Regions from separate parts of the Homo sapiens genome. Here region 2 is linked to region 1. Evidence: chromatin loops called from intact Hi-C (ENCODE). Cell type or tissue: heart left ventricle. All regions are shown on one strand. Links, peaks and the distances in the headings refer to the core of each region. The heading gives the core; the rest is flanking DNA.

What was found. A loop is a pair of places that touch in the nucleus more often than their neighbours do. Peaks named below come from ENCODE experiments on the same cell type or tissue, not always from the same donor. Only the 100,000 strongest peaks of a DNase experiment are listed, where the experiment ranks them.
Region 2: it touches region 1 in a loop (2.1-fold over the local background); 2 of 110 quality-filtered maps call a loop at or near these places.

What each region holds. Positions count from the first base shown.
Region 1 is chr21:31,067,195-31,084,449 of GRCh38, reverse strand. No RefSeq gene overlaps it. Among named protein-coding and RNA genes, the nearest start is that of KRTAP19-8, 37 kb to the right of the region's middle. In heart left ventricle, for the core only: no CTCF peak of the experiment used is centred there; no DNase peak of the experiment used is centred there.
Region 2 is chr21:30,735,121-30,752,375 of GRCh38, reverse strand. It overlaps KRTAP21-2 (keratin associated protein 21-2), which reads left to right and starts at 5,117. Exons shown (of 1, transcript NM_181617.3): 1 at 5,117-5,582. The coding sequence starts at 5,174. The coding sequence ends at 5,425. It also overlaps the pseudogene KRTAP21-4P. RefSeq lists enhancers at 9,653-10,153, 10,154-10,654. In heart left ventricle, for the core only: no CTCF peak of the experiment used is centred there; no DNase peak of the experiment used is centred there.

The DNA.
Region 1 (17,255 bases), core at 7,933-10,432:
GATATCACCATATTAATTATTACAGGCTGGGCGCAGTGGCTCACACCTGTAATCCCAGCACTTTGGGAGGCTGAGGCGGGCGGATCACAAGGTCAGGAGATCGAGACCATCCTGGCTAACATGGTGAAACCCCGTCTCTACTAAAAATACAATAAATTAGCTGGGCGTGGTGGCATGTGCCTGTAGTCCTAGCTACTTGGACGGTGAGGCAGGAGAATCTCTTGAACCATGGAGGCAGAGGTTGCAGTGAGCTGAGATCGTGCCACTGCACTCCAGCATGGGCAACAGAGCGAGAGACTGTCTCCAAAAAAAAAAAATTTATTATATAATTATTTCTGCCAACTTATAATTATGCCTTTTATTTATTTATTTATTTTTGGAGATAGGGATCATAGTTCACTGCAACTTTGAACTCCCAGGCTCAAGTGATCCTCCTGCCTTCACCTCCTGAGTAGCTGGGACTACAGGCATATGCCTATTTTTTTTTTATTTTAGTAGAGATTGAATCTTGCTGTGTTGCCCAGGCTGGTCTCAAACTTTTGGGCCCAAGTGATCCTCCCACGTTGGCCTCCCAAAGTGCTGGGATTACAGGCATGACCCCCACCCCGTGCCTGGCCTATGCTTTTTGGAAGATTAGCATCTTCCATTTTTCACTGTGACTCATTAACCAATGTCAGAAACTACTTTTTGTGAAAAACACTATCGTGGGCCCATTTTCCTGCCTTTGTAGTATATATTTACAAACGAGTTGGAAAGATAAGCCTGCCATAAGTAAAATTGAGAGGTGAAGCTGGCTGGGCCTCTGGGTCGGGTGGGGACTTGGAGAACTTTTCTGTCTAGCTAAAGGATTGTAAACACCAGTGGGCACTCTGTGTCTAGCTAAAGGTTTGTAAACGCACCAATCAGCACTCTGTAAAAACGCACCAATAAGTGCTTTATGTCTAGCTAAAGGTTTGTAAATGCACCAATCAGCACTCTGTAAAAACAGACCGATCAGCGCTCTGTAAAATGGACCAATCAGCAGGATGTGGGTGGGGCCAAATAAGGGAATAAAAGCTGGCTATCCTAGCCAGCGGCTGCAACCCACTCGGGTTCCCTTCCACCTTGTGGAAGCTTTGCATTTTCGCTCTTGTCAGTAAGTCTTGCTGCTGCTCACTCTTTGGGTCTTTGGGTCAGCACTACTTTTAAGAGCTGTAACACTCACCGTGAGGGTCTGCAGCTTCACTCCTGAAGTCAGCGAGAGGATGAACCCACTGGGAGGAAGAAACTCGGGACACATCTGAACATCTGAAGGAACAAACTCCGGATGCACCATCTTTAAGAACTGTAACACTCACCGCGAGGGTCTGCAGCTTCATTCTTGAAGTCAGCGAGACAACCCACTGGAAGGAACCAATTTGGGACACAAAATGTAAGTGGATAGCCTGAGAGGGGACTGTTGGGGGAAGGTGCTTCCGAGGTAATAGATCTCCACTGGTGGCTGTTTTGCCGACGCTCCTTCAGGGAACAGGGACTGTGCAGCCCGTTCAAAAGACATGAGCAAACCATTCACCTGGTGTTATAGGCTGAAAACCACTCAACAAGATGGGCTTGAAACCTTCATGTGGGCTCCATTCAAAGGGCGGTCTGAGGGCCAACAGCATGGGCGTTTGGCATTCCTGGGAGCTTGTTGGAAATGCAGCATCTTGGTTACCACCCCACACCTGCTAGATCAGAATCTGTATTAGAACGAGATCCCTAGATACTTGGGGAGATTTCTAGGCAATTGCTGAGCACATTAAAGTTGAGAAATGCAGCCAGACCTATGTTCTATTGTTCTTTTTTTCTTTTCTTTTTTTTTTTTTTGAGACAGAGTCTCACTGTGTCGCCCAGGCTGGAGTGCAGTGGTGCGATCTCCCCTCACTGCAACCACTGTCTCCCGGGTTCAAGTGATTCTCGTGCGTCAGTCTCCGAAGTAGCTGGGACTACAGGCATGCCACCACCCCCAGCTTTTTTGTGTGTGTGTGTTTTTAGTAGAGACGAGGTTTCACCATGTTGGTCAGGCTAGTCTCGAACTCCTGACCTCAGGTGAGCTATCCGCCTTGGCCTCCCAAAGTGCTGGGATTACAGGTGTGAGCCACTGCTCCCGGCCGGTCTATTCCTTTAAGTTTTGATTTTACCTATTGAAGTAGATTGTCAGTAATGATAAATGACATGGAGCAGAAACTGACAAAAATTACCTTGAGGATTTCACTGAAGACACAGAGACCACAATTACAATAGTCGTCAGCCAGATTCTCCAGTTTTTAACCTGTGAATTCACGAGAGAAATTTGCATTTCTATGAAGTCAAAGCAACTCATCATTTTTCCCCTTGCCCTATCTTCCACTATTATTATAGGGGTAAGGAAAATTATTCCGCATTTCTGTGTGAAATGAAAAGGGAAAAAATTTTTGAATATCTTAATGCAATATTCAAAATGGTAAATTTTGTGCCGTATACTTTAAATTAATTGCCTTTCAATCTCACAGTTCTGTTTTTCTTTTAACTTGTTTTGATTTTGAAAGTAATACATACCTATTTTAGAAAAGCTATGTGTATAGAAGATGACAAAGAAAAATGAAAACCGTCATCCAAAAATAACCACTTTTGATATTTTGTTTATAGATTTCTAGGAGGTTTTTTCCCTAAAAAATTGAAATAGATTGAATACATTTCTTTACAGACTGCCTTTTCTCCCATATTACTATTATTGCTTATATTTTCTATGCTGTGAATATTCCACACCACAGAGGTTCTCAAATATGAGTGAGTCTCAGAATTGCAGATTGCTGGCTCTACCCCGAGAGTGTCTGTTTTAGGAGTTTTGGGGTAAGACCTGGGAAGTTGCATTTCCACAAGTTCCAGGAGACCACACTTTGAGAACCACTGCTGTATAGCAGTCTCATTAAACTTGGAATCTGTGTTTTTCTCTCAGGCTTTTTTTTTGTTGCCCAGGCTGGAGTTCAGTGGTGCGATCTCCGCTCACTGCAAGCTCCGCCTCCCGGGTTCACGCCATTCTCCTGCCTCAGCCTCCTGAGTAGCTGGGACTACAGGCTCCTGCCACCACGCCCAGCTAATTTTTTGTATTTTTAGTAGAGACAGATTTCACCATGTTAGCTAGGATGGTCTCGATCTCCCGACCTTGTGATCTGCCCACCTTGGCCTCCCGAAGTGCTGGGATTACAGGCATGAGTCACCGCGCCTGGCCTCTCTCAGGCTTTTAAGGTGATTTTGATGGTCCATCAGGTCTGAGAACTATGATTGAAGCATCATAGAACCGATCTGATGATGCAGTGGCAGGAGGAGAGAGGCATGTGTAGGCTCTAATCAGGCTGCCCTTCTAAAGATGATTTGTTTTTAGAAAATGCACAGGTAAAGGGGGCCTTGGCCATTTTGGTTTAGTCTCATGAAGGGTGTTTTAAACGGTTGCAAACTTTGTACACCTTCAACTGCAAAACATTGTTTTACCACAACTGTGTTGGCTTAAAATGAAGGGAAATTGATTAATGATCATGGACTGTTATTATTGTTGCAAGAAAAGAAACAAGTGGGACAGATTTTATAAAAGCAAGCAAGAGCCAAAAAGCCAGGGGAATACTGTAGAATTGAGTAGTCCTTGGTGAAAATTCACTTCCTATGCTTATCTTCCTGTATTGTCTGATACGTATCTTTTCAGCTTCTTCTATCATGCCAAGAAAACACTAACACATTTCATAAACTCTATGGGACAGGAGTCCAGGCATGGCTTAGCTGGATCCTCTGTAAAACCGCAATCAAGGTGTTGACCAGGACTATGGTCTCATCTAAGGCTCAACGGGGGAAGGATTTGCTTCCAAGGATGCATGATTATTGGCAGAATTCAGTTCCTGGCAGGCTGTTGAATTGTGGGCTTCAGTTTCTTACTATCAGCCAAGGGCCACTGACACGTGCCCACTCCATAGACAGTTCACAACATGGCAACTTGCTTCTTCAAAGCCACCAAAGGAGACACAGTCTCCTAGCAAGGTGGGCATCACAGTCTTCTCTTACGTAATCGTGCATACATAGTCATGTTGGTCATTTTCTCTTGAACTGAGCAACTTATTTTACTTTCCAGAGCTTTGATTTCTTCATTTACACAGGGAAGGAAATAATGCCTTCCATAAAGGAGCTGGGTCATCAGCATCAAATAAGATGACGTGTAAGTGGCAGCTGGTGCAGTAAAGGGTACCTGGATTATTCCCTCCTTTTTCCCAGCCCACCTCTCTCTACCCTGGCTGTCCACCCCTGTACACACACATACTCCCAATGCCCAGTGCCCTGCAGTTTTCATTGCTGCCCTCACTCACATTCAAGTCTGCTCTTAGGAAGCCTTGCATTTGGGGGCAGGGGGTGATGGAAGAGTAAAATGGAAGGCTGGTGAGAAGTCATTGGAAATGTAGGTGAAAGGGATGATTGTGGGGTGATTTCACAGTTAATGGTGAATTCCTGCTTGATGTTACACAGTTTTTTTTTTTTTTTCAGTCCATCTCTAATGGTGGAATAAAAGGCTCTCTTGCTCCAGTTTCAGATGTAGTGGGAGCTGGGGTGGGGAGGAGGTAGTTGGGGACATAGGGCTTTCTCAGCTCTGGAATCATGCAATAGACTTATTTCTTTCTTCATCTACCACAGTAGTCAGCCAAGTCAAAAAAGAAAAGCCTACCCAGGCCTTTGTTTAGTGACTTGGGAGATAGTGGAGGGGATGCAAAGCTTCATTGTTCTTATTGAGGCAAAGGAAGTATTCCTTAGATTCATTGTTACATCATGATTGCATGGGTCTTGTTTTTAGAGTCACTAGCTCTTTGGCCTAGAACAAACCACTCAACTTTACTGAGCCTCAGTTTCCTCATCTGCAGCAGGCCAGGGTACCATTCTGTCCTTGCCTATCATTAGAAGGCTGGAGGTAGAGAAAATTAAATGAGAAAATAGATGAGAAAGCATTTTGGCTATGAGCGATGGCTCAGGCCTGTCATCCCAGCACTTTGGGAGGCTGAGGTGGGAGGATTGCTTGAGCCCAGGAATTCGAGACCAGCTTTGGCAACATAGTGAGACCCCATTTTTATTGAAAAATAAAAATAAATGTAAAAAGAAAGCACTTCATAAGCTATAAAGTGCCATACATATCACAAACATTGAGTATCTTTGCTAACAGCTTGGACGGATTCTGGCTCCAGATAAGAGGAATGTAACTTGACCATTGTTTCCAGCAGGACATGAAGCAATGTCTTTACCTAGTTAACGTCATGTTTGGTACGTTCTGCTCCTCTTTTCCCATGTCAACAAAGCTATTACTTTGTGCACCATTTCCCTGAAGGCTGGAGGATTGGCTAGAGATGCTGATAGGAGGCAAGATTGAATTACCAACTTTGAACTGAAAAGATGGGTGACTCAAAGCCACAGTAGCCAGGACTGGGTGGGGAGATATCATAGAAAACTGAACCACAGATAAAATTCATGTTTTGATTTGTTCTTTCACTTTCTCTTGGACTAACTTTAAAACCAAAAACCGATGAGAGTCATCACTCAAATAGATACTGGCTTTCAGGCTGTTCTCACAGAAAACCTCAGGCATTGCTTATGTTCTTGGGGTCTGCGTTGCTTTGTGTCCTGAATCAAGTCAGTTGCAAGTGAAAAAAAGGTCAATAAACTCAAATTAATAAAGCAAGGACATATTATCTCACTTAACTGAAAAGCTCGGGGGTTCCAGGGGTGTTTTGGGGTGTTGCCTTGATGTCTCTGTTTTCAGTTCTGCTCTTTTCTGTGCTGATTCTGATCTCAGCCTGATGTCCCTCTGTGGTCTCAAGGTAGCTCCCGACAGCTCCCACTAATCCCCAGTCCTCTCTTCCCACCAATTTCAACAAGAATCCCATACTGAGTCTTCTGCTGGCACTGAAGGGTTATTATCTGCAGAGCGACATGCAAATAAAACTTTTCAGAAGATGATGGTATTGGCGGTAGTGTTGTTAATGTGTATAGGCCTGTGTATATGGCACGGCAGGCAGTGGAAGAAGAAATGATTAACAATGGTTTAAGTTGTCTGCTTAAAACCAGGTGTATTTGTCTTCTGTGGTTTCTGTCACAAATTATCACAAATTATGTAGCTTAAAACAGAAACTTATTCTCTCAGAGTTCTGGAGGCCAGGAGTCTGAAATGGGGTTGTTGTCAGGGTCAGGGCTATACTCCTTCTAGAGGCTCCAGAAGATATTCCATCCATTGCCCCTCTGGCTTCTGGTTGCTGTCGGCATTCTTGGGTGTGTGGTTGCATCTCTCCAATCTCCACCTCCATGGTTACATTGCTTCCTCCTATTCTCTGTGTCTTCCCCTCTTCTGTCTCAAATTTCCCTTTGCCCTTTGTTTATAAGGACACTTGTCATTGAAGTTAGGGCCCACCTAATTATCCAGGATCATCTTATCTCAAGATTCTTAATCACAACTGCAAACATACTTCTCCCCAATAAATTAACATTTAAAGGTTTTGGGAATTAGGATGGGAACGTATCTTTTTCATTTTTATTCATTTTTTTGAGACACGGTTTCCCTCTGTCACCCAAGCTGGAGTGCAGTGGTGTGACCATAGCTCAGTGTAGGCTCGAACTTTTGGGCTCAAGAGATCCTCCTGCCTCAGCCTCCCTAGCAGCTAGTACTATAAGCATGCAGCATCACATTCAGCTAGTTTTTTTTTTTTTTTTGTAGAGATGGGGTCTTGCTGTGTTGCCCAGGTTGGTCTTGAATTCCTGGGCTCAAATGATCCTCTCACGTTGGCTTCCTAAAATGCTGGGACTACTGGCATGAGCCACCACACGTGACCCTATTTTTGGGGACCACCATTCCACCTATTATACTATAACAGGATATGTATAAATGTTCTCCTGAAATTCTCTCTAGGTCTTGAATATTTTTCTCTGGTTGCTTAAGCTCTAATTTAAGTCATGTTTTCAGAGCCAATTTCTCCAGCAGACCTGTAAAAGATCTAAACTCTACTTTGAATTCTCAAATGGAGGTGAGGGGCAAGACTTGAAGGAAGTGAGAGGAACTGATTTGGAACTGTGATTGCTGAGGAGGGGAAGAAGGGCATGAGGGCAGGTGGGGAGCAGACTCCAGAGAGTGCAGTTTACTGGCTCCTAAGAGAGGCTGTTGCTTGAGACCATTCCTCACAGACCCTGCCTCGCCCATAGGCTGACAGTAAGAAACCACGTGTGATAACCTTTTCAGAGTCTCCAGGGAAATTTAGCTTTCTGTAACAGCACAAAGCTCATACAAACCCATCTCCTATAAGTGTTTGCATATAGGGTTGCATATTTCATTTATAATAAATTAGATTTTTTCTCATCCCAGGTAGGAAATCATTTCCTAAGAGTTGCTAATCTTACCGAATGAAAGATAATTCATGAGCTTCATGTTTATCTGGTGAATATAATAACATATTGCAAAGAAACAGGTCTTCTGCATTTCATTTTCATGCAGCCACTAGTTTTGGGCCCAACTGTGCTCTGCTCATGGCTGTGATCACCGTAGCTGCTTCTCCCAGCACCCGGTGGTCTGTGATAATTAGCAAGTGCACCTGGAAAGTTCTAGAACTGCTTGGAAATGGAAGTGCCAAGTGATATGATTCTGCGACTACAAAGGATATGTGAGGATTAAGGCAGGGCTGGTCCTGAGCCCTCATGCACTCTGTCTTTGGGAGAGTCACAGCGAGTTGAAAGTTTCACACTAGTCTATAGCCTTTGGGTGAGCCAGGTCTCATGGTGAGAGCTTTGCACAATCAGTGCAGAAGGACAAATAGGGAATGTAGTTCCCCTCAGTTGCACTGGGCCACCTGTGATATGCTCGTGGAAGAGCCCCGGGGTTGTCTTCACCCTTCCTGCCATCTTGTCAACTTTCAAGTTTTCAGGGTCACCAGGGCCTCTGTCTTCTACATGGAAGACAGAAGTCTGATTATCTTTCCATTGGTCTCTGCCTTCGTTCTTCATGCCACCAGCAGGATTATCTTCTGAAACTTTATACACAAGTCATTCCTCAGTAGATAACCCTTCCCTGCTTGCCTCATTGTCACCAAATAATGTTCCAACTCGACAGCCCAGCTCTGAAGACCCTCCTGGGTCTGGGGGTTATCTACCCCTTAAAAATATATTTTTCTTTTCTCCTTAATGAGCCGTCAACTCTTCCACATCTTTAGCTCTTTTTGCTACTTTGAATGACCTCCACTAAACTGTATTGTCAGCTTCCTTATTAGTTGAATGGGAATGACATCCTTAACTCTCCCAGACAGAGCGGTTGATTAAATGGACTATTTAATGGAAAGTTTCTAGGACAGCACCTGATGCACTTATGTGATTACAGCGTGATTACGCAACCTCCATCTTTGGGAATTACTTATTACAAGCTCTCCCTCATAGCTTAGCTTGAGAGCTGCTGCTTCTCTGATGCTGTCGTTGTCCCCTCAGCTTTGGGAGATTTTTTTCCCACTGAAATTCAAAGCACTTCATCGCCATGGCATAATTTGGTGTTATGTACAAGTTACTGTGTGCTTGGGTTTGGTATCGGGTCCAATTTTATGTGCCTCTCAGTGCCCCATGTTACATCTTTTCTTTCCCATAAGTCTTGAACCATAACTTCCTCTGTGGCAAGGGCTCTCTGGGCAGCTGTGCCCCTGGCTCACTTCCTACACATCACAGAGCTCACTGTGACTATGCAATGTGGCTGTTGTGACCTCCACTGTGCTCATGGATGTAGAACCACAGCATATCCAGCACTAAAGTGATAGAGTCTTGGTCCTGTGGCCAAGAAGAAGCAAGATGGAAGCCCAGCTAGTTTCCCTGGGGATGAATTGTCTTAACTAAGTTCCTGGGGCCTTGAATGTAGTAGCTAAAGACAGACCAGGGGGGTTTGAGGTCCCATGCTTCCATCAAGGTCTGTCCTGCAAAGGCATCCCTAGAGACAGTGGATCAGTTGAGTTTGAACTTGGAGTTAGCTAAGACCAGGCTCACAGGGCTCTGGCCTTCCTACTCCTTTAGAACTGAGATAAAGACTGTGTTCAGGGAGTGATGTCTGGTTTCCCAATGGCTTCCCAGAGCGACCAGGTAACACAACTTATATGAACTTGGACTGATGAGAATGGGAGACAAGAACAAGCCTACAGATCAATTGCTCTCCTTCCCTCCCCATGTGGTTCTAGTTTCCGGGTAGCATCTGGAGGCTGTCCATGTGATAGGCACGATATACTTGATTTTGAAGATGTGCCCAGCTGGGAGAGGATACCCTTCTATTTGCTATGTTTTGCCACTCTACTGTCCTTTCCTCCACTCCAGATTCCAGTGTGTTGCACTCCTCAGGAAAACCGGATGCAAGCGTTGCCTAAGTTTTTGCTTCCTAAGGAAGCATGCCCTGAAAATTTTTATCTACCATCTCTCTTTTTCCTCCTCTCCTCCCTTTCCTTTCCCTCTCATTTCCTCTTCTCCTCTGGTCTTCTCTGTTTTTCTTTCTTCTCCTCTGTTACTTATTTTGTTCAAAAACCAAATCATAGAAATTTGATTTTTCTAGGGAAGGCTCCCACATTGCTTCACTCTGAGGCTAAAGCCCTAAGGAATCATGGGGGCAGTAGCCTTCTGAGTGGGATTCAGGATGCTGAGCTTGATAAAATATTCTTTTTCATTTTTAGAGACAGAGTGTTCCTCTGTGGCCCAGGCTGGAGTGCAGTGGCATGATCATAGCTCACTGCAGCCTCAAACTCCTGGGCTCAAGCAGTCCTCCTGCCTCAGCCTCCCAAATATCTGGGATTACAGATGCTGGAGCTTGACAAAATAAACGTGGGTACACCCCAATTTTAAGTGATCCTCTGGTTTTAACTTCGTTTCCTTTATAAAAGAGGTTCCCATAACCACCTATCACATATAAAAATTATTTGATTAATACATTTCAGTTGGCGATGAACTTTGTAGTTGCAGCCGCAGTGTAAGAAGTCAAGGGAGAGGCTGGCCACAGAGGAGAAGACATGTACCCGCTCTCCCCTGGAAGGTGGGGGTAGTGGCATCTTTCCTTTGCTCTGTTTTTATCTCTCTGATGGGAGCAATGTGAAAAATTCTAAAAATCCTCTATCAGCACTGGGGAGCTTCACAAATGTCTGACATTGCCACATAGTCATTTGTGTGTTTGTGTGTGTGTGTGTGTGTGTGTGTGTGTGTGTTTGTGGTGGGGGAGTGGTGGTAGGTAGAACAATGGCCCCCAAATGTCCACATCCTAATTCCTGAAATCTGCAAATATGTTACCTAACATGGCAAAAGGGAGTTTGCAGATGAGATTAAGTTAAGGGTCTTGAGATGGGAAGCTTTATTGGATTACTGTGGTTGCCTGTAATCACAATTGTCCTTATTAAGAGGGAGGCAAAAGTGTCTGAGTCACAGAGAGAGATTTGAAGATGCTACCCTGCTGGCTTTGAAGATGGAGGGAGGGGCTATGAGCCAATGAATGCAGGCCACCTTTAGGAGTTGAGAAAGGCCAGGAACCAGATTCTCCCCTCCAGCCTTCAGAATGAACTTAGCCCTACACCTAGACACCTAGCCCTCCTGACACCTAGATTTTAGTCCAGTTAGACTTTAGACTTACAGAACTATAGGACAATAATTCTGTGTCAGTTTAAGCCACTAAGTTTGTGGTAATTTGTTGCAGTAGCAATAGAAAACTAATATGGGGGGTGTTGAAATACAACTTTTGAGTTACTTGTAGTTAATTAGTTAAGTATAGTTATTTGTTGATCTCCTCTGTGGCGGGCACAAAGGTGATTCTTTCCCCTTGGAGCCTGCAGTCTGGGAAGCAATTATTCTAGCGAGTTCTACTGTGCATAGCTGTATTAAATTGCCTGTTTTACTTGTTGGGCAGGATATTTTGGTTAGGATATTTCTTTTTCTCCATGTGATTTTTTTTTTTCACTAAGAAGTCATTTCTAATTTAAACCATTGAGCACTTTACATTTATTATGTGGAAGGCATGATAAATGGTTGCTAGGGAGATAATTCTCTTCAAGGGGTTTCCAATCTATTAGTAAAATTAGAAAGAGTTTAAAATAGACAACTAACTCTACAAGGTGGTGTATGATTTTTAATAGGATGGGATTCGGCCAGAAGCAGAACCCAGGACTCCCTGAATCTCCCTTCAGCTTCCAGCCTCTATCCTAGATAGATGCCATGTACAGAACCCTGCAGGTGTAAGGAATTCTTTATTACCTATGGACCTAGTTTCTCTGGAGACTCCAACCCTGCTGCTAGTCTGAATCATGCCCAGCTTCAAGGGCTCTCTGTATCCCTGTAAATTTAGACTTAGACTAGAGGTAGATCAAGGTTACACCAAATGCTGATCTTGACCTGATAAATTTTACTTATAGCCTACGCCACACACAAGAGAAGAAAATCCTTTTAAATCTTTTTAAAAACAGACTATTCACCTCATTTTTATTCCTCCAGCTAAACATCTTCTTCCTGTGCCCTGTCAGCTCTGTGCCCTAATTGTACCTCTGTTCTTCAAAATATCCCCGGACCATCTGGCAGGGTCCAAGGATATTTTTTATAGATTGTCTAAACAGGAGGAGAGAAGCCTTGGGATTTGCCTCGAGGTCAGAGTGTGTGACCAGCTATGCTAAGTGCCTCAAGAGACTCTTGCAATTTCAGGGGATTCATGGGTCCCAGGAGAGGGATGTACCATGAGGTCAGTGGGTCACAGAACCTTTCATGGAGGGAATGACATGTGCCTCAAAGGACATGGACGATTTAATTGAACAGAGGGGAGGGAGCGTTTTCCAGGTAGGGGCCTGGGATAAAGTGGAAAGTAGGAATCTGTAGTGTTTAGGGTCCAGAACCTATTTAGAACTGACTTCATGCTTGCAATTCTAGTTATCTGATTTGAGTCTTTCTCAAAATATGACTGGTATTTATTTATAGGATAGTGCTGTAGCCAACGTTCTTGGAGTGAAAGTGATTGTATTGAGAAATCTGGGAAACTCGGCAGGGATATATATTCTTAATCCTTTTTAATTAGAAGCCCCTGAGGAGACACAGCTGTCTGAGCCCTCTATTCACCTGCAGATTAAATGAGACAGGTATTAATTGACAATTTCTCTTGTCCTTGGTTAAGAAGCCTATCTCATAGAAGAACATAATGAAACATCTGCAAGATGGTATGCATTGCAGTAGTTTACTCTGATTACGCTGTGAGTGTGTACAGAGAAAAAGAAGCACCACAAGGTAATGTAGACGGGCCTCAATCCCAGGAATTTATTATTTGAGCAATCTGTAGTAAAACTTGCTCCTAATAGTGAGAGTAGATGGTACCTTTTTAAAAACAATTTGCAAATTTTTCTTTTTTGCACATTTTGAATTAAACCCCAATAAATTTGTCTGCACTGGGTATGGAAGAGCATGGAATGGCTGAGCATAAGTTGTCATGGTCTTAGGTACAATGTTCAGTAACTGGTTCATTAAAAATTGACACAGAGTCCTTGAGTGGGAAATTCCATGAATTGTGGAGAGTCTTGGAAGACACTGTTTACACAGGATGACTTATTGTACATCTTTTCTTAGCATATGTGGAATTCCACGATTAGTGTCTCACTCTTCTGTGTCTGCCACATTTTCTACTTTTTTGTTTGTTTGTTTTTGTTTAAGACAGGGTTTCACTCTGTAATCTAGGCTGGAGTGCAGTGGGGGGATCTTGGCTCACTGCAACCTGCGCCTTCTGGGTTCAAGCGATTATGGTGCCTCAGCTTCCCGAGTAGCTTGGACTACAGGTGTGTGCCACCACATCCGGCTAATTTTTGTATTTTTTTTCGGTAGAGACAGGGTTTTACCATGTTGCCTAGGCTGGTCTCAAACTTCTGATCTCAAGTGATCCACCCACGTTGGCCTCCCAAAGTTCTGAAATTACAGGCATGAGCCACTGCACCCGGCCACATTTTCTAGTTTTCTTGTGCTTCCTACTGAAATAAAATCTCTTTTGGTGATGCAGCTTTAGCTATTATCATGCATTATCATCTCAGAAGGGATTAGCTGACCACGGCAAATTGATAATGAAAGTGCACATCCTGTAAACACAGGTGGAAGGAGACACAAGCATCCAGGAAAGAGAGACCCAGGGAGCCCAGTGTCACAATTTGTCCCAGGCAGTGACTTGTAAATGTCTAACTGGGGCTCTACGTATCCTATCAATGGTTGGATGGTCAGCTCAGGCACTTTGGTTGCTGGCAACAGAAGCTACCTCTAGCTAATAACAGGGAGAGAAAAATAAAGGAATGTAATGGGAGGATATGGGATAGCACACAGAACCAAAGAAAAAGATAAATAAATAAGCAATAAGTGGGACAAGCATGTGGGCAGAGTGAGGAGAATAATGGACAGTGTCTGTGAGCATCACTTTTGGGATAAATCTGCTACAAATGTTTTCTGTCTTTGAAGTTTGCTGCACGATATTTGAATCCTTGTTGGGGACAGGGAGAATCCGACCTAGTTTATTGCCCCTGAATCAGGAAAGGGGAGGCATCCTAAATGACAACTCCATCAACACCACCAGCGAGGAGGAGGGTGATTTTCCACAGGAGGGCAAGATGTTGCCCCCAAATCAAGTGAGATGGGCTTTGGGCTCCTCATAACAATAGATGTCATCTCCAGGTAGCTAGAAGTTTTCTAATGCTTTCTAAGTGGGAGAAACAAATTTTTTTTCTATGCACTTTCAATATAAACATCAAAGCTTCCAAACAATTTTTGTCAAGACTTAAACATAGGGGCACTTGTAAACAGGGTAAGAAAAACTAAAGAAGAGGGAACAATTGGTAGAGGCTGCAGATGAATCTGAAGTCCCGTTTAGAGATTCATGACTTTATTTTCATTCTGAAATATTAAAGGTAAGTGATATACAACGATCTCAGAATTTCTAAGAGGAATTTATGTAAGATTGTACATAAAGTCAATAGAATATGGTACAGAAAATCTGGACTTTAGGAGGGGTTTATAAACTCAGATTTTTTTGTTTTTGCAATTCTTTCCTTCATAATATGGAAATAACCAAATCTCTTAGGGTTGTTTAAGATACCTGAAGCTCTTGGTATATATTAAGACTTAATAAATGCTAGCTTGCTTCTCTCCCACTGTGTGTTTATGTATATGTTCCTCTTTATGTATGAATCATATATACTAACGTAGTTTTCCTTTCCCTGTAATGAGCTGAAAACAAATGATCTTCTCCTCAATTCTATTTTTCTTCTTTGTAGCTGATGTTGGTAACAGGAGTATATAGCCAACAAGCTCGTCCCTATCCTGAGGTTCATATTACAAGATACAATCATTTTTCCCTTGGCGGTAGATGAGGCAATTTATATCTCTGGTTGTCTTAAGCATCTCCTACAGCAAATCAGCTATAGTTTAAAGTCAAAATGAAATCCTCCGTGGATTTGAATCATAGCTAGAAGCAAGACCATCAAGTTAGGAGTGCTTGATTGAGCAAAGTGGAAAAAACAAAAAAAGCTTACAACACCTAAATTACAACGAATGGTAGTAATATGTCATCCATGGCAACTTCAGTATTCTCAAATTTTTTTTATTTGCTCAACCAATTCCACATATTGAAATGGCTTGATGGGGTGAGTCTTCCTAATTTTTATTTTAAATGGGGCTGAAAGTAGAAACTGTTATAGAAATAAACAAGAAGCTGTTTAAGGAGACAACCAGAGGGAGAAGGCAGCAAATAATCTTGGAAGATATAGGAGAAAGAGCAAGTCATCTTGCAAAATATGGTAAGAAAAATCTACCATCCCCGCCCCAGCCCAAGGGAGAGAGTAAGCCAGGGTACCCAGAACATGGAAAAGGAGCTTCAAAGTCAACCAGAACAAAATTGGAATTCCAGCCTTGCCACTTTCTAGTTGCTGATCAACTTTAGAAACATGTCTTAGCCTCTTTGATTTTCATTGTTCTTATCTGTAGGATAAGGCTAAAAAATATCTCCATTTGCAGGACTCCTGTGAGGATGAATTGAGAATGTAAAGCACTTTGGAGTGGTTGGAACATACAAAACATTTGACAAATGATGTAGTGTTATTGTCTTAATATATTTAATACAATATATATTCTAAGATATATTGAAATATGCATGCATTAAGATTTGACCTGAAAAATGGGGAATTATGCTTTATTATGTGAAAGTTAATAATCTTACAATAATTATGAATAGTAATCATATTCTTTTTTTTTTTTTTTTGAGACAGAGTTTCACTCTTGTTGCCCAGGCTGGAGAGCAATGGCACGATCTCGGCTCACCGCAACCTCCGCCTCCCGAGTAGCTGGGATTACAGGGATGCGCCACCATGCTTGGCTAATTTTGTATTTTTAATAGAGATGGGGTTTCTCCGTGTTGGTCAGGCTGGTCTTGAACTCCTGACCTCAGGTGATCCACCTGACTGGGACTTCCAAAGTGCTGGGATTACAGGCGTGAGCCACTGTGCCCGACCCATACTAATTCTTACATAAAAATGCTGAAACTTGAGGGTGATACAGCATAAGAAAAAACATAGGTTTGGGGTCAGAAAGTTTTCAGTTTCTTCTGATTGGTGGCTGAGATGTTTGGATAAGTCACTATAACTTGCTGAATTTCAGTGTCTTTATCCATAGAGAGGGGATAATAACACTTACTTTTTAGAGTTTTGGGAGGATTATAAAACAACTAATGAATATTGCCTGGCATATGGTAAACAAAAGACACCTGTTCTCTTCCCTTTTTGGTATTATTCTGAGACTACTATATAATCCTACTATATCTCATAGTCACCTTAGAATACAGACAGAATATAGAGTCTCAAAATCTCACAGATAGCATATAATATATTGGAATCATCAAATATAAATATAAAATTGAACCTGGTGAATATTCAAACTCTGCTAACTGATGCATCAGGGCTTCTGATGTGTCAGAAGTAAGTAAGTAAGTTGCTAGGTAATTTCTGTAGTACTAGGCCTTTACTACCTTAGAACAGAGAGGCCATTCCTTTGAGGCAGTTTTAATTGTCAGAAAGTTCTTAATATTGAACTGAAATCTCCTCCTGGCAATTTCCCTTCAGTGGTTATAGTTCTAGATGCTGATCATATTCACATCACAGCCCTTTGTGTATTTTAAGTCTGCTGTCTTAGAACAGCACCTGGCCGATGGTAGGTATTCAGCAAATGTTTCCTCAGTGAATGAATGAGCGGATGAATGGGACAAGAAATGAGAACCATTTTACAGTGTGAGTGCTTTACTGCCTATGCTGAGAATGTTAGCACAATTTCTTTTGCACAAAATGGTAATATATTGTATCAGTCATGGTACAATAAAGACAGCAGAACCATTACGAGTTTTATAGAATAAGGGATTTATCATAGTAATAAAGCCTTATACCATTATGGAAGGGGCCGGAGAAGTATAGTTTACAAGGAGGGGTTGGAGGATCAGAGAAATGTCTATAACCGTGCCTTTTGAAATGCTAGTGCAAGTGGACAAGGGCAGAGTTCACAAAGGAATGTGGGAAGGCAGGGGCAGCAGCTGAGGAATGAAACTGGGAAGGAGCCTGGGAACCCTGTTGTTGCCTTTGCATCTGGTTATGGGCCTGGAAAGATTGTTGGCCCGTGTGTTCAGGCTCTCCAGAGAGAAAGAACCAGTAGGATCTATCTGCCTGCCTGCCTATCTATCTACCCATCTATCCGTATATCATCTATCTGTATATCATCTATCTATCTGTCTATCTCCATCTGTCTATCATCTGTTTATCATCTATCTATCCATCCATCCACCCATCTTTCTATCTATAGAATTGGCTCACGTGATTACGACGGCTGGGAAGTCTAAAATCTGCAGGGGGACTGGCAAGTCTGAGATCCTGGAGAGCTGATGGTGCAGATAAAGGCTGAAGGCAGTCTGTTGGAGAAGTTCCTCTTGCTCAGGGAGGCTGATCTTTTTGTTCAGTTCAGGCCTTTAACGTATTGGATGAGGCCCACCCACATTGTGGAAGGCAATCTACTTTACCTAATAGTTCACTGATTTAAATGTTAATTTCATCTCAAAATGCCCTCTGAGTTGACACATAAAATTACCTATCACAGTCAGCAAAGCTTGCAGTCAGGAAGAAGAGCTAGATACAGAGGAGGGAAAACATGAATGAGGGCTGGAATCTGCCAGCACTTCTGCTTCTATCCCTTGTTGCACTAAC
Region 2 (17,255 bases), core at 6,389-8,888, 330 kb after region 1:
TGTTCTTTAACAAACATTAAGATTCATGTTTCAGCTATGTGCTGTGATTGGTATGGAGACAGAGAGATAAAACACATAGTCCCTTCTAAGAATTCAGAATCTTCAGCTGGGCACAAAATACTAAATCATACATAGCAGGTATGCTTGTAGGTACGATGGTGTTACCAAGAAGAGCTCAAGGGGGAAACTTAAATCAGAATGTGGAAAGAGAAGGCTCGACAAGTGTCAGAAATTGCTTCCAAAGAATGATAGGAACAGAGCCATAAAGGATGAGGTAGATTTGGTCAGTTACAAGAGACGGAAAATGGAATTCAAGGCCAAGAAATTCAAGGAAAGAAGAAAATAAGCTGTCAGTTTATTGAAAGAGTAGGAGGCCCCACTGGGAAATTTTAATCAGTGTCCACTTCCATAAAAGAATTATCAGGTCTCTTGAGTAAGCTGCACTGTCTGATATGGTGCTACTAGCCAGCTGTTGAGTTCTCAAAATGGGGATAATTCAAAATGAAATGCGCTGTAAGTGTAAAATACAGAGTAGATATCAAAGACTTAATAGAAAAAAAAGAATGAAAGTATCAAATACATTTAAATTATTTGTTATATATTAAATGATAATATTTTGAGACATTAGGGTGAATACAATATGGTATAAAATTAATTCACCTGTTTCTTTTTATCTTTTTAAAATGTGGACATTGGAAAATTTAAATTTCTCAATGTGTTTCATGGTATATTTCTATTGTAGAGTGTTGTCCTAGAGGGCCAATCATAACCAACTGGCCAGGTAAGGACACTGGCTAGAAAGAGAAGTCATGTTAGGCCACTAGCAAAGATTAGGAAGTCTAACCATGTTATCCAGGTATAAGGAGTAGATCAGCCTGAGGCAATAGGACCACAGTTGCCAGTGCTGCAGAATTCAGGGGAGGAGCAAAGTCCCTGTGTAGACAAATTTTCCATCTGGGATAGTTTATTCAGTAAATGTGTGTCTTAGTTTGTTTTATGCTGCTGCAACAGAATACCCGAGACTGGGTAATTTATGATAAACAGAAATTTATTAGCTCATAGTTCTGGTGGCTGGAAAATCCAGCATCAAAGTGGTGAGAGTCTTCCTGCTGCATCAAAACATGGCAAAAGGCATCACATGGTGAAAGACCAAGAGAGGGCAAGAGAGAGAGCAAGACGGGGTGAACCCATTCCCGCAATAACAGACTTGCTCCTGTGATAATGGTGTTAGTCCATTTATGAGGGTGGAGCCTTCAAGACCTAAACACCTCATAATGGTCCTACCTCCCAATACCTTCACAATGGCAATTAAGTTGCAACATGAATTTTGAAGGGGGCAAACATTTAAATCACAGCAATGGGATTGATCAATCTCCCATCTGTTTAGATACAATGATATAAATACCTACCTCACACTATACACATAAGAAATTCCACATTGATTAAAGTTCTGCACATGAAGGTTAAATTATGAAAGTACTAGAAGATGGTATAGAGTTTTAGGCATTTTGGCTAGGATTGTAAAGATCACAAAGAAAGAAAATCCAGATGATAGAGGTGTAAGACAAAAGTGGCAAAATATTGGCAATTTTAGTCAAATGAAGTGCATATTTTCCATTTGAAAAACTAAAGGAAAAAATAATTTATGGGTCCTTCCTGAGCTTTAATATTCTTGCAGGAGTTAAATCGATTTGACTCTACCACTAAACAGCTGAGAGTCCTTGGGCAAGTGACAACTACCTGTGGCTTCTGTTTTCACATCTGCGACGTGTGTAAAAACAAAAACCATTAGGTACATGAAAGTTGCTTTACATCAATAATCATCAGAGAAATGCAAATCAAAATCACAGTGAGCTATCACCTCATACCTGGTGTGATGGGTATTATAAAAAAGATAAGAGATAACAAGTGTTGGCGAGGAAGTGCAATAAAAGAAACATTTGTGCACTGTTTTTGATGGGAACATAAATTCATACAGCCATTATGGATAACAATATGGAGGTTCCTTAAAAAATGAAAATTAGAACTACCACACGATCTAGCCCTACTTCTGGGTTTATATGTCAAAGATACAAAATCAGTAGCTCAAAGAGATATATGCATTCCCATGTTTGTTGCAGCACTATTTACAATAGCCAAAACATGGAAACAACCTAACTGTTCACTAATGAGTGAATGAAAAAATAAATTGTGGTGTATATTTGTAATGAAATATTATAAAAAGGAAAGAAATCCTGCCATTGACAACAGCATGGATAAACATGGAAGGCATTATGCTAAGTGACAAGTCAGCCAGAGAAAGACAAATGCTGAGTAATCTTACTTATATGTGGAATCTAAAATGTAGAACTCAAAAAACAGAATGTGGAATGGTGGTTGCCAAGGGGTTGGGAGGTGGAAGAAATGGGAAGATGTTAGTTTAAGGGTACAAATCTTCAGTTACAAGAAGAATAAGTTCTGGAGATACAATTTACCACACGGTAACTAACTATAGTTAACGATACTCTATTGTATACTCGAAATTTGCTAAGGGGAGATCTTAATTGTTCTCACCATAAAACAAAACCAAAATGCTAATTATGTGATTATTGTGGTAACTTACTTGATTGTGTCAATCATTTCTCAGTAAATATGTATATCAAATCATCATATTGTATAACTTAAGCTCATATGATTATCTTTGTCCCTGATACCTCAATAAAGCTGGAAAATAATAAAAAACACAACTTACTTTACATTGTTTTTATAAGAATCAATGAAGTAATAAATGTAAGTGTGACTCAAAAATTAAAAGGGGATGTCTGCTTTGGAAAATGTCTATTCATGTTCTTTGTCCACTTTTTTCATGAAATTATTTGTGGTTTTTTTTGTTGTTTAAGTGTTTGAGTTTCTTGTACATTCTGAATGTTAGTCCCCTGTCAGATGCATAGTTTGCAAATATTTTCTCCCATTCTTCAGGTTGTCTGTTCACTCTGTTAATTATTTCTTTTGCTGTGAAGAAGCTTTTTAGTTTAATTAAGTCCCATTCATCTATTTTTGTTTTCATTGCATACTTTTGAAGTATTTGTCATGAATTCTTTGCCTTGACCAGTGTTCAGAAGAGTTTTCCCTAGGGTTTCTTCCAGTATTTTTATTGTTTCAGGTCTTACATTGCAGTCTTTAATACATCTCGAGTTGATTTTTGTATATGGTGAGAGATGGGGTCCAGTTTCATTCGTCTGCATATAGCAATCCAATTTTCCCAGCATCATTTATTGAAGAGGATATCCTTTCCCCAATGTATGTTCGTGTTGACTTAGTCAAAGAACAGCTGGCTATAAATAATATGGCTTTATTTCCGGGTTCTCTCTTCTTTTTCAATGATCTATTTATCTATATTTATACCACTACCACACTGTTTTGGTAGCCCTGTGATGTGTTCCTTGATTCTGTATTTTTACAAAACATTATTGTATAAAATGCTTCAGGCAAGGTAAACTGAGGTCAATTACATGGAAGTTCATTTTCTGAGAGCATTTGCTCACTTTTGAAAGTTTATTACGAAAACATTACTTGACATATGTATATTTACACATATGTATATCACATACTTTAAAAATAGCAAAATTAAAATTCAAATCTCAAAATTTTAGTACAACAAATAGATCAATACAAGTATATACAGAAATTTGAAAAGCTGTTACTGTTTAGGAATGCTTATATTTGGGCAAAAGAAAAGGGGAAAAGAAAGAAAAAGTTTTGTCTCCACCATGTATCAGGGTCATTGCTACACTACTTATATTGCCTGTGTATTTTCTGTAGGCCTCTTAATAAAATTTTAAATAAAAGTAATTATTTTTATTCCCATTTGGCAGTTGCAGAAACTGAGGTTCATCTAAGTTGAGGACATTTTCCATGGTCATATAATTAGGAAAAGACTCAGTCAGGAAATTAACCAATCTGTTTTCCAGGGAAAGCTATTTCTACTACAGAGCCTCTGGAACATGGAGGACATTGTACTGATTATCAATTTGTGGCCCCTCAGCATCTAATTCATCCTTCAGTATATTCTCTGTGCTGATAGATGGGATTCCTTTAAGTATTTCTCCTTCACTGTGAGCATGGCTTCAAGTTTTCTCAGGAGAGGATGCAGCAGGGACATTGCAGGAGGAAACAGAGCTCCTGCATTTTTGGGTGTGGCACAGAAGGGCAGTAGAAGGTATCAGCAGTGTGGGTTAAGGATATCCAATGAAGCTCCACCTCAGTTTTGGGTCCAGGATATGCTGGAAATTATTATTCAGTAGAAAGCACCGATGTACAGCATAAACATCAGAGTGGTCCAATTATTATGGATATCCAATTGTTAATTCGGTTCTTAAACACAAACAAACCTGTGTTTAAGAACAGAATTTAACAACTGGACATCAACAACAAAGTTGTGAACCAAGGAATTCCCCTCACTTTAAATGGAAAAATCAAAAGTTTATTCTATAAATTTTAAATGACACATATTACATAACTGACCTGTCAGACGTTTAACAAAAATTTTTTTTTCAAGCAAGAGAAGGTCATAGACTGCCTAGAAAAGGGGGGAATGGTCAAACTTTTCTTCAGAGAGAAGGAGAGGGTTTCAAGAAGTTGAGGTAGCACGTGGAAATACCCAATTCTTTGTCCAAAAACCATGATTTAGTAATTTTTAGTGACTATGATAAGAAAAGAACACCAAGGTATTAGGAAAGAATAAGAAGAAATGATGATGATGATGGTATTAAGAGCAGTGAGAACTCCTTATTAAATAGATAATTCTCAAGACCTTACAAGAACAGAAAGATAAACATACATTTATAGGTCAAACATATTTTGGTGATGTGTTATGTCATGGCTATGAAATGAAACTATGGAAAACAAAATTATGGTTGTATAAGCTTGTGTGTTTAGAACTTGTATATTTGTTTTCTTTTCAGGCATAAAAATATTCCTAGGGAAGTCATAAGCAAATTATGAATTCCAAAGAAAGTAGATGTACACAGAATGAGCTCATTTTAGGCAGATGATTATAAAATGAGCAAATAGAGCCCATGTGAGGATGACCCATGCATCCCTGGAAGTATATAAAGGTCTTAGAAGAGTAGAGGACAGTCACACTTCAGAAATATCCTCCTACACCTCAACTGAAATCTAACCTCCTGAAATCATGTGTTGCAACTACTACAGAAACTGCTGTGGGGGCTGTGGATATGGCTCTGGCTGGAGTTCCGGCTGTGGATATGGTTGTGGCTATGGCTGTGGATACGGCTCTGGCTGTAGATATGGCTCTGGCTATGGAACTGGCTGTGGCTATGGCTGTGGATACGGCTCTGGCTGTGGATATGGCTGTGGATACAGCTCTAGCTGCTGTGGCTACCGACCACTTTGCTACAGAAGATGCTATTCCTCTTGCTACTAATCATCACTACAGGTCATCCTTGGCTTTGCAATGACCTCTCCAAGATCAAGTTCAATTGAAATCTCCCCTACCCATTATCTTCACATCTAAGTAAAGGTTGACTATGGTCACCTGACTATCTGAATGCATATAAGAGAAGCTGTTGGCAGTGGATGGAGACTGAGTAGTTTCATCACATCGCTGAAGAGAGGAGATTTTATTCTGATTAATTTTCTAGTGTAATTTTCTAATGTAAGCTCTTACATCTTTTTCTGAATCTTTGTGCCATGACTATTTGCTGAAACACAAGAGGACTATATAATTGGAGCATACTAAAATGGAAAAAAAATAGAATTTTCTTAATAAAAGGCCTTACTCACTAAGAAGTCTGGTCTCCTTAATGTCTCCTTAATTTGAGGTTTTGTGGCTTCCTCAAAAGCTGTGTGACCACAACTTTAAATAAGACAACGTTATTTTATTGGTTGAATCCAAATACTTGTGTTTTACATATTTCTTAATTCCTTGTATGTTAACTCTTTACATTTTTATTTAAACATGAACACAAATATTAAGCTCAAAATTTTAAAATATGCATGAAAAAAGAATTAGAATAGAACCAAGAATGAGACAGGGGATCTACTCATGAGGTTAATGCACTAGTTCAGCAATGACTATCTTGTTTGAGCTTAAGTCAAGGTAATTAAGAGGCAACAATATTAATTTAATGTTAATAGCTTTTGAAATATGTAAAACAAGAAATCTTAGACTAAGCAGATAAGTCTCCTACAAGTGCTCAAGATGGTGAGAAAGGATCAGGGCTCTTTTATGTTCCCACTCCCCACCCTTTCTGTGTGACTTTCATACTCATGGTTTTAAAGTGGTTGCTGTGTATGACCAACATTCTGCACAAGTAAGGACAAATGATGAAGAGCATCAGGTCTTTTAAAACTTTGTCCTCTTATTTGGGAAGGGACACTCTTCCTGGAAGAATTTTGACTGCCCTTGTTTGTACACATGTGTACTGTGACCACTCTTAGCTAAAGGTGTGTAAAGAACAAAAAGGTGTTCAGGGGTTCTGCTAGTCAGCAATCATGTGTGCCCAAAGTATGTAGGTCTTTGGGATCAAGAGGAAAGGACAAAAGACTGAGGAAGCAAAACCTCAGGTAAATGGCCATATGTTCCTACAGCAATTTGAGTTTGGGAAGGGGTACAATTTATGACTTCACTCATTTTTTTCCTTCAAGTGTAGAGGTTTGAGCTTAATATACTGTCCTATTTATATCATATTACTGTTTGTCCACACATAGCTCTTTTCCCTTTTTCTATTTTTTTTTGTCTAACAGAGTAATTTATTTATTCTCTTACATTTATCTTTTATTTCCATTCTCACACTCATCTCTCATTCATAAACACCTTGTTATTTATTATTTTATATGCAATACCCCTTTTCATCTTGTCAGTATCCCCCAAAAGTTGGCCATTCTACTATATATTTTCAACCTATTTAAATTGTATTATTATATATATTTTTTAAAACCCCTTTTCTTTCAGCACAATTGCAGTGAATGATTCATTTATGCTACTACGTGTACATTTAGACTATTATTTCTCATTGCCATATGATACTTCACGTGGCTAATACACAAGATTTTGCCTTTTGCTATCTCGGTGATGCACACATAATCACACCCAGCTCTTCTTCAGCACAACATTGCTGCAATGAACACGTGACCCTTATGGGCTTCTATGAAAGTCAATCCCAAAATCTGTCCTCACATATGTAACAATATTTGTTTACTCTAACATGCTAATGTTGCTTGTTTGCACAGTGACAAAGATATCATCTTGCTGTTTTAATTTATGTATCTCTTATTATTAATGGGTGTGAACAATTTTCTTTCCATATGTGTTATCCTTAATGTTTTCTCTTCCACATCCTTTGCTCATTTTCTAAACAGAAGTGTCTGTCTCTTTCTTATTGATTTGTAGGCATTTATTGTATAATCCTAATAAAATTCCCTTGTTATTTTTGACACTGGAAAAATCTCACAAACTGTCATTTGTTTATTTTTGTTAATAGTGTGCATAATTGCACCACATTGCAAACTGTAATTTCTGACTTTTTAGTTATTTAAAAGATGATACATATTATCTTTATTTCATTGATATTCTACATCTGTCAATTGAAAATTTTTACATTTCACTCTTTGATCATTAATCCACCTGGAGTCCACCTCTATATATGGTGGTCCAGTTTCATTTTTCATTATATTAAGCTAGATTCTCCAGCACCACCTACTAAACAGCTCACCATTTGTAACTGATTGGTGGTGACCATCGTTAGTCTATGATTTTATCACATATACAAGAGTTGGTCTCTGGACTTTGTACTATGCTTGATTTATGTTTATATTTCTTAGCATTTTTAAAAGGTTTTGCAGGGAAGGTATATGTGTGATACAGAATTAGGTTTATTCTGGTTTGTTTTTTCACTGAAGACAACTAGGTCCAATGGATAGAATTTAAAGACAGGAAGACTTAAAAAAATAAGACACTTTTCAAATGGCTAACACAGTATGAAGATGGAATAAGTTGTCTTGTTAGCATCCCTATCCTGAAGTTATTGAATAATTTGTATCTCCACCCCCTAGAAAATTCTGAGTAATTCTGCACTCTGAACGTGGACCTAATTAAATTATCCACATCATTCACTTCTACTTTGAAATTCTGTGATTGTATATGTAAAGGATCATTGAATGTTAGTTGTAGGCAAGCTGGATAAGAATGATATGGCCTATAATGCCAAGAAATAATACTCAATTTTATTATAGAGTTAGGAAGAAGAATGTAAGGTTTCACATGAGTTTTGAGGCTAACCTACTGTTAGATCAAGTTTTAAATGATTTCTGGGAGTCCATGCAGAAAATGGTTTCCAAAGCAGGAGAAAGAAAGACAACAGATTAGTAATACCCTTGCAGAAGCGCTCATTAGAGTGGTAAGATATTACTGCAATAATGTGTGGGATCTATTTCAGTTATTGAAGGGATCCCAGGAAGTACTCACTGTGGAATGCATATATCAGTAGAAAAACGTTATCTAATTACAATGGAAGACAGCAGAGAGGAGGAAAGAAAAGATCTACAAAACACCCAGAAAACAAGAAAATGCTCATATATATATTCATATATATATTCATATATATATTCATATATACATTCATATATATATTCATATATACATTCATACATACGTTCATATATATATTCATACATACGTTCATATATATATATTCATATATACGTTCATATATATATGTTCATATATATGTTCGTATATATGTTCGTATATATGTTCGTATATATTCGTATATATATACGTATATATTCGTATATATACGTATATATATTCGTGTATATATACGTATATATATACGTATATATATTCGTATATATATTCGTATATATATTCGTATATATATTCATATATATATATTCGTATATATATTCATATATATATATATCCGTATATATATAAACAAAGACCCAACTAAATGTTGCCTACAAGAAACTCACGTTGCTTTTAAGGACACATATAGATTGAAAGAACAAGGATGGAAAAAGGTATTCCATGCAAATTGAAACAAAAAAAGACCATATACATATATCAAATAAATTAGACTTTGAATTAAAAAAAACTGTAAAACAAGGAAAAGAAAGTCAGTATATAATGGTAAATGGATTAACTCATCAAGAAGACATAACAATTATAAACACATATGTACCCAATGTCAAACACCTAAAAATGTAAAGCAAATATTAATATAGTTGAAGAGACATTTACAATGTAATATTACTATTATTTTATTATTGTATTTTATTATACTATTATTATTATTATTCTTTCATCAATGAACAGATTATTCAGATAGAAAATAGGTAAGTAACCATTAGATCTGAACTATACTTTAGAGCAAATGGACCTAATAGGCGTATATAGGACATTTCATCCAACAGCAGCAGAATACAATTCTGCTCAAAACACAGAAAACATGCTTCAAAAGAAGTCTTAACATATTTAAGTTTTCTTTTGTTGTTTTGAAATGTGTTTCAAAACAGGTCTTAATATATTTAGGAAGACTGTGATTATATTAAGTATCTTTTCCAACCACAATGGTTTGAATCAACAAATCAATAATGGAAGGAATTTTGGAAAATGTGCAGATATATGAAAACTAAACAACATCATCATAAACAACAAATGAGTCAAGAATAAAAAGAAAGGAAAACTAAAGATATCTTGAAACAAACGAAAATAAAAGCATAACATACCAAAACGTTGGGATGCAGCAAAGGCAGATCTAAGAGGACATATGCAGATATGGCTCTGCCTGGGGTTCTGTCTGTGGATATGATTGTGGTTCTGGATATGGTTGTGGATATGGCTCTGGCTATGGTTATGGATATGGCTATGGCTGTGGCTATGGCTATGGATATGGCTCTGGCTGTGGCTATGGCTATGGATATGGCTCTGGCTCTGGCTATGGCTATGGCTCTGGCTATGGCTATGGCTATGGCTCTGGCTCTGGCTCTGGATATGGCTCTGGCTATCAATACGGCTCTGGATATGGATCTGGCTGTGGCTATGGCTATGGATATGGCTCTGGCTCTGGCTATGGCTGTGGATATGGCTCTGGCTATGGCTGTGGATATGGCTCTGGCTCTGGCTATGGCTGTGGATATGGCTCTGGCTGTCAATACGGCTCTGGATATGGATCTGACTGTGGCTATGGTTATGGATATGGCTCTGGCTCTGGCTATGGCTGTGGATATGGCTCTGGCTCTGGCTATGGCTGTGGATATGGAACTGGCTGTGGCTATGGTTGTGGATATGGCTCTGGCTCTGGCTATGGTTGTGGATATGGCTCTGGCTCTGGCTATGGCTGTGGATATGGAACTGGCTGTGGCTATGGTTGTGGATATGGCTCTGGCTGTAGATATGGCTCCGGCTGTCAATATGGCTCTGGATATGGAACTGGCTGTGGCTATGGCTGTGGATATGGCTCTGCCTCTGGCTATGGCTGTGGATATGGCTCTGGATATGGATTCGGCTCTCCCTACGGCTGTAAATACAGCTCTGGCTGCTGGGGCTGTCGACCATTTTGCTACAGAAGATGCTATTCCTCTTGCTGCTAATCATCACCACAGATGATCCTTGCCTTAATGATGACCTCTCCAAGATCAAGTCCAGTTGAAATCTCCCCTACCCATTATCTTCACATCTAAGTAAAGATTAACTATGGTCCACTAACTATCTGAATGAACATACAAGAAGCTGTTTGCAGTGGATGGAGACTGAGTAGTTCCATCACATCACTGAAGACAGAAGATTTTATTCTGATTAATTTTCCATTGTAAATTTTTACATCATCTTCTCTGTCTTTGTATTGTGGATTTCTGAAAAAGCACAGGAGGGCCACGTAATTGGTGCATACTACAAGGGAATAAAAATGGAAGTTTCTTAATAAAAAGCCTTGTTCAGTAGGAAAACTGGTCTCATGTCAGAATCAGCATTAGTTTCAGGGTTTGTGGCTTCCTTACAAGATGGGTGATGGCAACTTAAAATAAGATAATATTTTATTGGTTGAATCCAAATATTGGCTGTTTTACGTATTTTCTAAATTCTTTGTATGTTAATTATTTACATTCATATCTAAACACAAACACAAACATCACACTAAAATATTATAATATGCATGACCAAAGGACTAAAATAAGGAGATTAGTGAGAAAAGGAATCTACTTACGAGGTTAATGCACTAGTCCTGAAATGACTGGCTGTCCTGGGCTTAAGTCACGGGAATTAAGAGGCAACATTATTAATTTAATGTTAATAGCTTTCAAAATACATAAAACAAGAAATATTGCACCAAGCAGATAAGACTACTACAAATGCTCAAGGAAGTCAGAAAACATCAGGACCCTTTTGTCTTCCCACTCCCCACTCCTGCTGTGTGACTTTCATACTCATGGTTTCAAAGTGGTTGCTGTGTATGACCAACATCCTGCACGACTAAGGATAAATGATGAACATCAGGCCTTTTAAAACTTTTTTCCTTCATTGTGGGGAAGGTGAACACTTCCTGGAAGACTTTTGACTGCCCTGTTTGGACACATGTGTTCTGCGGCCACTCTTATCTGAAGATGGGTGTAATGAAAAAAAAAAGGGGGTTGTGGACTGGGGTTGTGCTAGTCAGCCAAGAATGTGTGCCCAAATTTTATAGGTCTTGGGGATCAAGAGGAAAGGACAAAAGGCTGAGCAAGCAAAATCTTAGGTAAATTAATATATGTCCTTACATCAATTTTAGTTAGGGCAGGTGCACAACTGATGTCTTCACTAATTTTTTTCTTGAAATGTAGAGGATTAATATACTCCCCTATTCATATAATGTTATTGTTTGAACACGCATGGATCTTTATGTGTTTTAATATTTTGCTAACATAATAATTTATTTATTCTCTTTTATTTCTTTTTGGTTTCCACCTTCATCTCTCATTTATAGCCATATTGCAATTTATCTCATATGCAACCATCCTTATTCATGTTTTCAAAGTCCCAAGAAAGTCGGTCATTTTATTAAATATTTTAAATCTATGTAAATGGTGTTATTTTATATCCTCTGAAGACCTTTTCTCTCTCAGTGCTATTTGTGTTGAAAGTCTCATTTATGCTATTATGTGTAGATTTAAACTATCATTTCTAATTGTTGGTTGGTACTCCATGTGGTTAATACACAAGATTTTGTCCATTCAGTATCTCAGGGATGCACACTTAAATCACACCCAGCCTCTTCAGCACAGCACTGGTGCAATGAACATGTCCTCCATGGGCTTCTATGAGAATCAATCCAAAATGTAAATTGCTGAGACAAATGATGTGTTTATATTTTATTTTAGTAAGTACCATCAGGTTAGTCTCCAGGATGTCTGCATCAGTCCAAACTGCCAAATTGCAGCTTATATGTCCTCAAACATGTGCCAATATTGTTTTATATCACCTTTTAATGTTTTTTTGAGAAGTAAAAAGTTATCTTGCTGTTTTAATTTGCATATCTCTGATTACTAACGGGTTTGAACATTTTCATTTCTTCCAGTATGTGTTAACCTTTGTGGTTTCTCTTCCATATCCTTTGCCCATTTTTCCATTGAGATTTCTGTCTTTTTCTTACTGATTTGTAGGACTTCATTGTATATTCTTGATAAATTTCCTTGTCATTTTTAGACACTGCAAATATCGCCAAAACTATCATTTATTTTTGCTCATATCGTGCATAATTGAACAAACATTTTAAATCTATGATTTGTTATTTTTTGAGAAGATCTACCTTATTTTTATGTCAAAGATATGCTACATTTTCTTTTATTATTTTTAAAGTTTTACACTTCACACTCAGATCATTAGTCCAGCTGGAGCCTACCTTTATATGCGGTGCTCCAGTTTCCCTTTTCACTGAATTAAGCCAGCTTCTTTAACACCACCTACTAAACCCTTTGTCATTGGTTGGTGTTGCCACCTCTATTCTCCGTTATTGCTTGTAAATGAGTTTATCTCTGTACTCTGTTTCATGCTTGTTTTATGTTTAAGTTGTTTGGCATTTTTCAAAGACTTCTTGTGTGTATGTGTGAGACAGAAAATTAGGTTTATTCTGCTTTGTGTTTCCACTGAAGACCACAAGATTCAATGGGTAGAATTTAAAGACAAATAAATTTTACAAGATAAATTGTTTTTTCTGCAAAATATCATGTTTATGAAAAAAATGCAAGGATTAGCCAGGCATGATGGTGCACACCTGTAGTCCCAGCTATTCAGGAGGCTGAGGTGGGTGGGTCACTTGAGCTTGGGAGGTTGAGGTTGCAGTGAGCCATGATCGCACGACTGCACGCCAGCCTGGGCAACAGAGTGAGATCCTGTCTCAAAAAAAAAAAAAAAAAAAAAAAGCAAAAAACAAAGAAACTTGTTCTTAAAGGCTAGAATAGTGTGAAATTGGAATAGGCTGTCTTGTAAACATTTCTATCCTGAAGTTGTTGAAGAATTTGCATCTTCAGTTAGAAAAGTCTGAGTAAATATGTGCATTCAAAACTTGGGCTTAATTAATTCATTCACATTATTCACTTCTACTTTGTAATTTAGTGATTCTATAATAAAAATAATTGAAGGTTGGGTCAGGGCAACATGAATAAGAATAATGTGACCCAAAAAGAAAAAATTATGCTCGATTCTATTGCAGAGTTAGGAAGGAGTATATCACGTTCAAAGTGAGCTTTGAAGCATCTACCTACTGTTAGAGTCAGTATTTCTGGATTTCTGGGATCTGTACAGAAAATGCAACTCAAAGCAGGGAAAAGAGGAACAAGATTAGTAAAGCCATTGCAGAGGAACTCATAAATGTGTTCATGGATTAATGCTATAATGAATATGGTCTGTTTCAGTTCTTGAAGGGATATAGCAACCTACTCACACTAGGATGCAGAGAGATTAGGAGATATAATATGGTAATAGTTCAGTTGCCCTGGGAAACAGTCATCTCATTCTGGTAACTCTTCAAGGACAGTTGAGGTGATGATCATTTGCCAGGATTATGTCCTCAATGGCATATTTCTTTGCTACTTATTTCTTTTCTTACTTTGGTTTAGTAACACAATTGCTCCCTAAAACTCAGTTTTCTTACATATAACATGGGATAAAATATCTTCTCAAAGTTTTTGGGAGGTTCACATTTCATAGTATTTCCAAAGGCAATTTGCATAATGTGAATTTTTGTAAGATCTCTTCATTATAATGAATTTCTTTGCTCTATGGGAGGCTGCAAAGGGAAAGCAGTAATCAGGGTTTTAAGAGACTAATTAATACATTTATGCACAGGGCTCTCTAAGACATATTCCCTGTAATTAGTGATAGATGTTCTATAATTAACGTTTATATTTTCTTAAATCTCCAGATGTAACATCTAAAATTATGAATATAAGCAAAATAGTCATACTCTCCAACATGATCTCTTTTCCTACGATACTAATCTTTTCAGTGATATCAAAATTTGAAATAAGGATCTGAATTGTTTTCCATTTAAAATAATAAAATGTTTTCCAACCAAATGTTTTCAAGTAGCAGATACACACTTTCCATAATTGTGGAATTGAATATATGTTATGATTACAGGTCCAGTGAATTGATGCAGTGGTCTCAGCAATAATTTATCGTATAAAATGCTTTCATCACATTGCAGTTAGTTTAACATTAAGATATTTTTCTCAGGATTTGTATTTGTTTTCTTCATTAACGTTCAATTAATAGAAATTGAACAAATGATTGGGGTACATATTATCACACACATTTTTAGTTGATGCTCAATTAGTTGAAGAACGTTTCTTATGTTTGTTCAGTTTATAAATGGTGGAGCCAGGATTCTGACACAGGTCTCTCTAATTTCAAAAGATTTTCCACTTTATAAACATTTGCAGGCTGGGAGTGGTGGCTCACACCTGTAATCCCAGCACTTTGGGAGGCAAAGGCAGGTGGATCACCTGATATCAGGAGTTCGAGACCAGCCTGACCAACATGATGAAACCCTGTCTCTACTGAAAATACAAAAATTAGCCAGGCATGGTGGCGGGTGCCTGTAATCCCAGCTGCCTGAGAGGCTGAGGTGGAAGATTGCTTGAACCTGGGAGGTGGAGGTTGCAGTGAGCCAACATGGCGCCATTGCACTCCAGCCTGGGCAACAAAAGCGAAACTCCGTTCCTACCCCCGCCAAAAAAAATCGTAAATTAGTCTGAGAGTGAGAAATGTAATGTAGTTTTTAAAGATGCAAAGACTAGTGGCTATCAGAAACTTGATTACAGACAAGCTATAGAAAGTTGCCTGGGATCCATAGTGAGAAGCTGGGATAGCACTTCAGTCACTATATTTCGTAGGGGAAGTAACCATACTTAATGGGACTAAAAAGAACCTAAAAAGTTTTATAGTAATGAAAAATGCTATGAAAAATCATAACATATTTAAGTTTAGTTTTGAATTAAAATTTTCTATAAAGACATTAAATCCTGAAAGTAGAACAACCAATTTAGGAAAACTAATTTTTGCAATCTTGGCATGAGGCAAGGGAAATGAATTTTCATTGGGAAATAATTGTAACTAAAATGAAAGAAGGGCTCCAAAATAGAAAAAAACAAAAAACAAAACAGTATTCCTTAAATATTTGCAATATTCTAATTGTGGCAAATGCTGACAAGCAAGGATTTGAAAATAAGTCTGAAAATTACTACTTGGGATATTCTGAAGACAGGAGAAGCAGTACCAGTAATCAGAATGTTAAATTTACTGTAAGATCAAGAGATATAAAATGCGACTGGGATGTAAATCAATGCAATTAGACATTGCAACACTATTACAAATTTATCATGAAAATTTGTCATTGAGGACATGTTTTGAGATGAGTAGATTTCTACTGCAGAAATGCACACATTTTTCTAAGATTAATATTATGTGGCAAACAAAACACAGATATCCTTGATTAAAGTGAAAATCTTCATAACAACAATAGCTGTTTTCTGAAAATTGATATGTGCCATCCTTTTTCAAAATTCTGAAGATTGTAAGTGACATGTAAGCTTCAAATATTGGCTCAGATTGCATATTTAGGTGAGAAAAAGTCTTTGATAGAGTTAAATAATTCTTACCTTGAAATATTTGAAATAAAATACAATAGAAGAAAATTGTTTAAATATAATAAAGGATTTTAACCAAATAGCAAAAGCAGCATGTTTTTATCTACTTCAGCCAAATAATAAAGCAATTTTAGTTATTATTAAGAAGCAGACAGGGTTAGCAGCTGCCAACATCATTATCAAGTGCAAAGAGAGAAGAAAATAAAATAATAGGCAAAAACATTGGAAAAAAGAAATGATCTTTTTGATTATATCTTTGTGTGCAAAGAAAACTCAAGCTATTAAAGTAAAACAAATATAGCAAAATTAATCAGAAAATTTGTAAGATGTATGAACACCAGAAAAATAAGTTTAAAAAGATTTTCTGCTTACCTACATTTAGAAATGGAGATGATTCTGATAATGTGCTATAACTATACAATGCTCAGGAAAAGCTAGAAAGAAAGTTTCAAAGACTTATTCAATTTGCACAATACTATAATAGAATATCTTATGAAAGAAAATAAAAAGCTGAAGAAATGGAAATGCAGATGTAATCTTGACCGGAAAGATCTATCATAAAATTTAAATCTTCTAAATTGATACGTAAATTAAGACATCTACTGGATTCTTTATTCAATAAAATTATTCAAAATGTGCATAAAATACATTATCAGGACTCAAGGGAAAATTTTCTCTCATGAGAAATGAGAATATTGTTTTGGTTTAAGAATAGAAAAATAAAAAGGAATATAAACAAGAATTTAGAAACACATCTGAGTACTTTTGAGAATATAACATAAGGTAAACTTCATAGTACAACATGGTGAAAAAAAATTATTTGAGAAATAGTGCCAATACAACTGACCGTCCATCTAGAAAACAATAAAAGTGGATCTTCAGTTAAACTATCTGTAAAAAGTATTGCAGAAATATTAACAGTTTAAGTATAAAAAGTGAAGTGAAAAAACAAACAAAGCAAAATGAAAATTAAAAAAGCCCTCTGCAAAAAAGAAAAACCAAGGGAGTACACATACACATCCACACACAACACAGTCACAAATGCACACACATTATACACACACACGTCCATATACACACACACAATGGAGACCTCTATCATGAACAGAAACCCAGAGACGAATGGGGAT